Regions from separate parts of the Homo sapiens genome. Here regions 1 and 2 are each linked to region 3. A link is a loop called in an ENCODE intact Hi-C map of the cell type or tissue named here. Cell type or tissue: heart right ventricle. All regions are shown on one strand.

Region 1 (2,500 bases), 180 kb before region 3:
GTTTGTTTATTCGGGTTCCTTGCAGCCTCCAAGTCTCTGGTGATAAGGGCTATTTTCTCATCCTGGTATGGATAAATCTCAGGGCCTTCGAAGAGTATCCGTCCCAGAGGATTCTTTATCCCTTGCTCCATACAGGAAGATATAGATCAGCTCTTCCTTTCTGAAACTAGAATTTCTCCATTGTTTTCCATTAGAAATAATCAACATACAAATTTTGGGATGGCACATCCTTCAGTCCTCCAATGGTATCTACCATATTTTTTTCAAACATATAACATACTTTAAGGTAATGAGATTAGGTCGTGCAGCTCACAAATAGCTCTGAAGGCAGTTCCTATAGCAGAGACTCAATTGTTATGAGCATTAGCTATTGGCATGACAGAATAGGCTTCAAAGTGACTTCTTTGAAGGACAAGATTTATTTGAATGTTCTGCTTTAGAATCATTAAAATGAGCACCCTCACTGCCATGTTGGCTCTACGCACAGTAAGATTAGAGAGACAGCGTTTTACAGTGAAAAGAGTAAGTCAACCCTGGTTTGGGATCTGGATAAATTGCTTAACTTCTCAGAGCCTTAGTTTCTTCATCTGTAAAATGGATTACTACCCAATTTGAAGGACTATTGTATACATTAGAAATAACTATATATGCCTTGTCATGTAGTAGATGCTTATAGCAGTTCTTATAATAATAAAGCGAAGTCCCCGTGGTGTATTGTAAATGTGAACCACACTCCTCAGCAGTGATCCTTGTGTGCTAAGCTAGTGGACCAGAGTTTCCAGCTGAAGTAGATCTGGAACCGAGTCTTGAAAAATGTGTGTAGAGAAGCTTCTGTACTTTTCTTATGTGGATGGCAGTGGCGAGGGGGCGGTGGCGGGTGCAGCTGCAATACTTAAAAAGGAATTCTATTGTGGCAATAAATGAATATGGCAAGAAATGAGCCTGGCAAGAAATGAATGACAATGGCCCCTAGGTGGTGCTGAATCATCATGGAAGTGGAGGCTGGACACTTGGCATTTGCGGAGGTGACTTCCTTCTGGTTTGAATTTCAAATAAGAGCAGGACAGCTCCTTGGGATGTCTGGGAAAAAAGACCAGGCAGAAAAGAGTCTTTTCACTAGGAGCGGGTGCAAAATACTCTTGCCTGTGAGGCCTCTTCAGGTCTTCGGTTTGCTTTAGTTGGAAACAGGAAGCAGGGTCAGACCAACTTGTATTCATTTGCTGAGAGCTGTTGGAGCTGTGACTGATTCTGACAGATCAAATACCATTTATAACACTCCTGTGGGGGACACTTTAACCGGGGATGTTAGTGCTAGCCCCTCCAGAGACTAAGTATGTTTGCGGGATGTGAGGACCCCTGGAATATACAAATATGCATGCTAATGAATTTTAACAAAAATAACCCATTATTGTTTTCTGTGCAACACTGTGCATTTCTCAGCTACACCTGTCCTTTCCAACCTCAATTGCTGGGCAACCTATTTTTCTTTCGGCATCAGAAGCGATAGCATCTGGGAAGTGAATCTGATGAATTCTGCCTGGCAACCAACATCTTTCCAACTGCCAGATCCTGGGGTAAGAAACTGAGATGCTCTGGAGCTGGTTCAGGGCCAGAACGCACCTGTCCTTGAGGGCCTGGTGATGGGGGAAGGAGGCTGGCCAAATGCAGAACTTCTGAAAGTCCACTTCCTGAGTTCATTTCCATTTTGGCAAAATGTGACTTAGGTTTCCAAGGGAAGGAGTTTACATGTATTAAAATGTCTCAGTGGCTGAAGTTGCTTTGTGTCCTCCGCTAAAGCCTCCTACCATCGATTCCCATCTCCAACACGTTTTCAACTGTGGTGTTTTGGGAAGGTAACCATAGCAACTAATCTTATTCAGAAATGACTGGACCTAGGCAGTAAACGGCAAGGTAACCCCATGGTAATTTTCAGTGGAAACCCAATATTGATTCTAACAATTGTACAGGCTGAGCACTGTTAGCTATTTACTAAGCACTGTTCTCCTTTAAGACATTTGATTCTCACAACCCTGTGAGGTAGTCATCATTATCCTCTCTAACACTCGAGAGTTGGCCCATGGTTGTGCAGCTAATTAAATCTGCTGGACCCTGAAATCAGCTTTTTTCTCTTATACAGACTCTGCCTTCTAAGGAAAACTGGAGAGACGCCTTCCGGTGTCTATTTTGCAGGTAGTAAAAGTGAGTCACAGAATCATGGAAATTGTTCAAGGCAACAGCAGAGCTGCAGATCCTCTGCCCTAATCCCAATAATGCCTTTCTGTTATATGTAGAGCTTTAGAGCTCTCAAGATTATCTCATCTATTGCTCACAGCGGGTCTTTGTGATGATTATATCTATTTATAGATGAGAAAATTGAGACATGAAAAGGTTAAATGGCATTTCTCAAGGTCACCAATTACTATATTGAAGAACAAGAAATAAAATCCGTTTCTAATTCTCTGCTGCCTTACTAGATGTGGTGCTTTAAAAATATTTCATC
Region 2 (2,500 bases), 150 kb after region 3:
ATAAAGAAATTGCAATTTTCTAATGACTTTTTCTGGTACAGAGTCAACGAAATAAAAGGCCACCAACTACACTCAATGTTTCTAATCAATTTTCAGTCATTTGTGGTCCTTTAGCCAGCTGCCCTTAATCTCAGTCATTCCACCTATCTCGCCTAAAAGGGCCAAGAGTTAAAAGTACAAAGAGATTAAACAAATTGGGGACAGAATGTAGATATAAAAGCATGGGAAAGTGCAGCTTTCCACCATGTGGAAACTTGCAAAGTCATGCTTCCTCTGAGATCAGATCTGGATCTGAAGGATGATGATGATGGTGGTGAGAAGGATGATGCTTCTGGCGAGGAAGGGACAGACTTTGGTTCCCAGAAAGAATGTTCACCTAAGTAATTGCACAAGCAGGTAAACTGCACTTGGCTGCCCATGGGAGCCCTTTCTGACATTTATTGTGTGGTTTTTGTCACATGCTATTAACCATGGTGTCACAGTCCCCAAAGAGTTTCAAGTAAAGAAAGAGAGAAACAAACCCCTTGCCTTTCTCCTGGGAGGGTCCCAAAGTTTAATTAGCTTTTTTGTGCTTTGAAATCTTCAAACATCCCAGAATGGAAATTCAGAGTGACACAAAACAAGCTACTGTTAGGAGGGAAATGTGTGGCCTTCTTTCTTCAAGCCACCCTCTAAAATACTCATTCTTTTCTAACTTACTAGACGTGTTTACATATCACTTTTTAGCAAAAAAGGCAGATTCTCTGACTCCAGAAACCAACTTGAAAATCTGGATTGCAAAGACTGATACTGATGGGAACTTTGTGACTCTCTTTCTCTTCAAAGAATAATATGATGTAATGATTCTGACACATTCCTAGGCTTTCAAAATTAAGTCAGAATTGAAAGACAGGAAAAGATGTGGGAAGCATGGCCAGGGAGATCTGGTACATTTTTGACAGGAGTTGGAGGAGGAGGAAAAAGATGTACTATGCTTAATAAACTCAGGAAGTCCATGAGACAATCTCAGATGCCAAGCATCTGAACCTTGTTGCCTGCCTTCCTGGGTTTCAACATTATAAATAGGCTTGAGGAAGAAGACGGTAACACTGAATCTACCTCGTGGCAGAAAGGATGCATGAACCAGTGCAAGCATCCACCTTGGGAGACCTAGAGAGTGATTCCTAACAAGATATTAAGCATATGTTCACTTTTTCTTGCCTTTCATGACCAGGAAATATTAGGAGAGAAAGAATTTCATCTAGAAAATGTGGATAATCAAGTAGACAGTATGAGTGAAAATCTTACTGCATTTTTTTTAAGCTATTAGGTTAAAAGAAAACCCACAACAATAGCACACCCCAGAGGTACAATAGCATTACACATTACTGTCAGGATTGCTGAACTCCATGAAATAACCAGGGGACTACAACAAATGTTAAGACTGCATTGCTTTCCACTGTTTCTCACATCTACTGGTTGCTAGAGCTGAAACCAAGTTATATATTTCCCTCTGGTAATTTGTAAATTTTGAGAGACAATGCTGTGAAAACTAATTTAAATCTAAACAAACATGAAAGCTGAAAAATTTCTATCAAAACCTCTTCCATGTTTCTCTTCTCCTATTTTCAACAAACAAAGAAAATATTTGTTTGCATATGTTTCCTTGGGGAGGTGGGTGGTGAGGATGTTGGAGGGGGAGAAAGGAGACAAGATTAAAGGCCTGGGGAGAGGGTGATGTCTTTGAAATTACTTTCCCCAGGCACATGATGCAAAGCAGCCTCAAATACCCCTTTCATCTTCCAAGGATTCCTTAGTTGCAGTGCATAAAAGAAATTCCCAAAACAACTCAAATCTAAATTAACCATCAAAGTGAGCTTTAAAGTCACATAACCTGGGCAGAGCTGGTAGCTATGGCCCAGGCCTCACACCGCTTGAAGGAAGGCACTGGGTTCCCCTACACTTCCAACAACTTGGAAATGCATTTTCCTCATTCATTATGTCTGTGATCCTCAAAATTCAATGCGACCATTAGGGACATGATGGCCCATGCACAGAGAGGCTTCTCTAACTTGGTTTAGAGTTGTTTTTCCAGATGTTACTCTGCAGGACATACTGACTGGGAGTCTGTTGGCCTGGCCTCTACCCACAGTTGCAGAGAGCCCTTAAGAAGAATTGCTCACTATTACTTGGCCACTGGACTATAACTAAATTACAGCTTCTGAATAGTCAAGAGACAACACTGCTTATGCAGAGCTGGGGCCTAGAAGATGCTCCTGTATGCTATCCCCTCATCTCCTATGCCCTCATCTCCCAACCAGGCCCCTATTCAGGTTGGCACTCACTGGTGGAAATCCCACTTGTTACATACAGATTGAAAGCAAGTTCCATTAGATGGCCCTGCTTTGGTCATTACACTTCCACGGACAAAATGAAATTCACATCTTAAAGAGTCAATAAAAATAATCCTACCCATACTACTGGGAAGTGCAAAGGGCTGGATCTGCACTGAAAGTGAGAT
Region 3 (2,500 bases):
TTGAATTTAAGCAATTCAGGTAATTAACTGAAATCAATCAATTCAATTAATGAGAATATGTTCTTATTTGCCTGATAATCATATTTTTGTTATTTTAAAGGAAAGCTGTTGATAGAGAAATGTTATCCCATTATTTTTCATGATGATGGGACTGATATCTCCCCAGATGTATTTTTGCTTTTCTAGCCAAAACCTGACAGCTAGCCTCCTCTAGTCAGCAGGGTTGCTTCGAAGACACAGTTGTGTGTGCTGGTCTTCATTTGCTGTGAGTCTAAATGGAAACCTATAGGTGCTTTTCTGTGTCTTTGGTGTTTTCTGAAAATATCTCATTAGACATCTCAACATGCTGGTAAGGTGGAATCTCAAACAATCACCACATAGCAATAGGGCCGAAGAACTCAGGGCTTCCTCCACTCCAACACTCTGCCTGTGCATGTGACTTCTGCTCCAAGTCCTTGGTCCAGTCCTTAACCCATTTATGCCTGAGGTTGCAATTTTTTGAATTTTTGCCATCAGACCTTGGCAATGACCTTGAGCAGTGGGATATAAATAACTTCCACATGGTTAGCGTTGCAATAATGGAACGCTAGGCATAATGATGTAAATAATGTTGGCACTTCTTCCAGAGATCCCGAGGGCAGGATCCTACTGGTGCCAGGCACTCATTTACAGTAAGCAGCGTCTGTTACCAGCCTCAGGAGCAGAAGGTGAGAGTAATGATCACGGATCTCTGCACCAGTGGCTTCCCCAACCTAGTTACTTGTTTGTAATTAAGATGACAATGCAGCCGGGTGCGGTGGCTCATGCCTGTAATCCCAGCTCTTTGGGAGGCTGAGGCGGGCAGATCACTTGAGGTCAGGATTGGAGACCGGCCTGGCCAACATGGTGAAACCCTTTCTCTACCAAAAATATAAAAGATGAGCCAGGTGAGCCAGGTGTGGTGGCTCATGCCTGTAATCTCAGCTACTCGGGAGGCTGAAGCAGTAGAATCGCTTGAACCCAGGAGGTGGAGGTTGTAATAAGCCGAGATCATGCCACTGTACTCCAGTCTGGGCGACAGAGCGAGGCTCTGTCTCCAAAAAAAAGAAAAAAAGAAAAGACAATGCAACACATTTTCACTTCCTTCAGGAATTAGTACATTCCAATTTGAAGGGACAGGAGAAGATGGCTAGGTGTGCCCAGATCTTGGATTCTAAAGACAGAAGGCCATGAACAAGTGCTTGTTTTCTGGTTGGTGGCATTGGAGGAAGGATGATAGCAGGCGCCGCACACAGAGGGTTTTCCAGGAGGTGGCAGTGCGCCCTAAGGCTGGATCTTGGCTGTGCCTGCCTTGTGTATCAACCAAAGAATATTGTAATTGAGACATAACATTATAATGCATTCCAGACCACACAGCTACTCGAGTGTCACCTCAAAATGCTTCTTACTAGTTTCAAAGTCACTGTAACCAGGGTAGGGAGCTGGAAGCGAGGTAGAGGGTGGGAAGAAATGGGAGGGAGCTCTTGGAGACAAATCCGGCAGCGACACTTAGCATTGCTGTGAATGGAGTTTCAATACCATCAGACCAGGAGATACCCTGATGCATATTTACAACTGCTCCCACGTTCACCTCTGAAGACCAATAAAAGAAACTGAAGGACTCATATTGTCTCCATTTTAATTCCCAGGTTTACAAGAAATATTTCATTATTCTAATTCACAGGGAAATAAAGCATCTTCCCTTTTTAAATGAAAGGTCTCCTTGTTCAGGGTGAAGAGCAAATCAAATCAGTCTCTCCCCTGAGAGGTAAGGTTGGCCCCAGATACCAGACTGTGAGGTGAATGGCCACGTGTGGATGATGGTGATGGGAGGAGGGAGGAGAAAAAAGAACACTGGGTGTTGACCAGATCGTGCGTGTGAAACACACATAAGAGATGTATTCACACGGAGTCCATCACAGGCAGGGCAGATTGACTCTGTAATTTCCAATGCCTGACAATGACATCTCGGGACAGACTAAGTGATGGAGGAATAAGAGGGAGGCTAGGCAGGTGTCTTTCCCCTGCAATAGGCTGTTGGCTGGGGTGCTGGTTTACGCAGGCACATTTACAGAAATGAAAGAGCTGGATAAGATCAGAGCAAGGAGTGCTACAATGACTCCTTAGTGTTGTCACATCGTTTACTAGACACATTTCTCGCTTGGGAGCCTGACTTCCTGTTTACACAGTTCTTATTTGTATTTTTTTGTTTATAGCTCCTTGGACTTAGCCAGAGACCTCCATATGGATGAGAGAAGAGTAAAGTCAGCCAGGTGGATTGCTTGGGAAATCTGTGCAAATGAAAATGATACTTAAAGAAAAAAAGCCCAGCCTTTAAATGCCTTTGAATTCATCCAGAGTCTGTATGTGGTTTCCCTTTAATTTAGAAAACTAGTTGCTTTCTGATTTCCTCAACCCTCTTGCACTGGAACTTTGTTCTATATTCTCCGCAAATCCCTTCTTCTGCAAAACTCTCTTTATT

What was found. Peaks named below come from ENCODE experiments on the same cell type or tissue, not always from the same donor. Only the 100,000 strongest peaks of a DNase experiment are listed, where the experiment ranks them.
Region 1: a loop joins it to region 3, with 10 times the contacts of the local background. A loop is called at or near these places in 76 of 110 quality-filtered maps.
Region 2: it touches region 3 in a loop (2.5-fold over the local background); 4 of 110 quality-filtered maps call a loop at or near these places.

What each region holds. Positions count from the first base shown.
Region 1 is chr2:206,799,724-206,802,223 of GRCh38, forward strand. No RefSeq gene overlaps it. Among named protein-coding and RNA genes, the nearest start is that of MIR3130-1, 18 kb to the left of the region's middle. In heart right ventricle, CTCF peaks have their summits at 968 (motif pointing right) and 1,174; a DNase peak (open chromatin) is centred at 988.
Region 2 is chr2:207,130,869-207,133,368 of GRCh38, forward strand. The region is part of intron 1 of KLF7 (KLF transcription factor 7); the gene reads right to left. Among named protein-coding and RNA genes, the nearest start is that of MIR2355, 22 kb to the left of the region's middle. In heart right ventricle, a CTCF peak has its summit at 1,342; no DNase peak of the experiment used is centred here; H3K27ac peaks cover 2,500 bases.
Region 3 is chr2:206,980,621-206,983,120 of GRCh38, forward strand. No RefSeq gene overlaps it. Among named protein-coding and RNA genes, the nearest start is that of CPO, 42 kb to the left of the region's middle. RefSeq lists a silencer at 1,218-1,367. In heart right ventricle, a CTCF peak has its summit at 1,290 (motif pointing right); a DNase peak (open chromatin) is centred at 1,301; H3K27ac peaks cover 518 bases.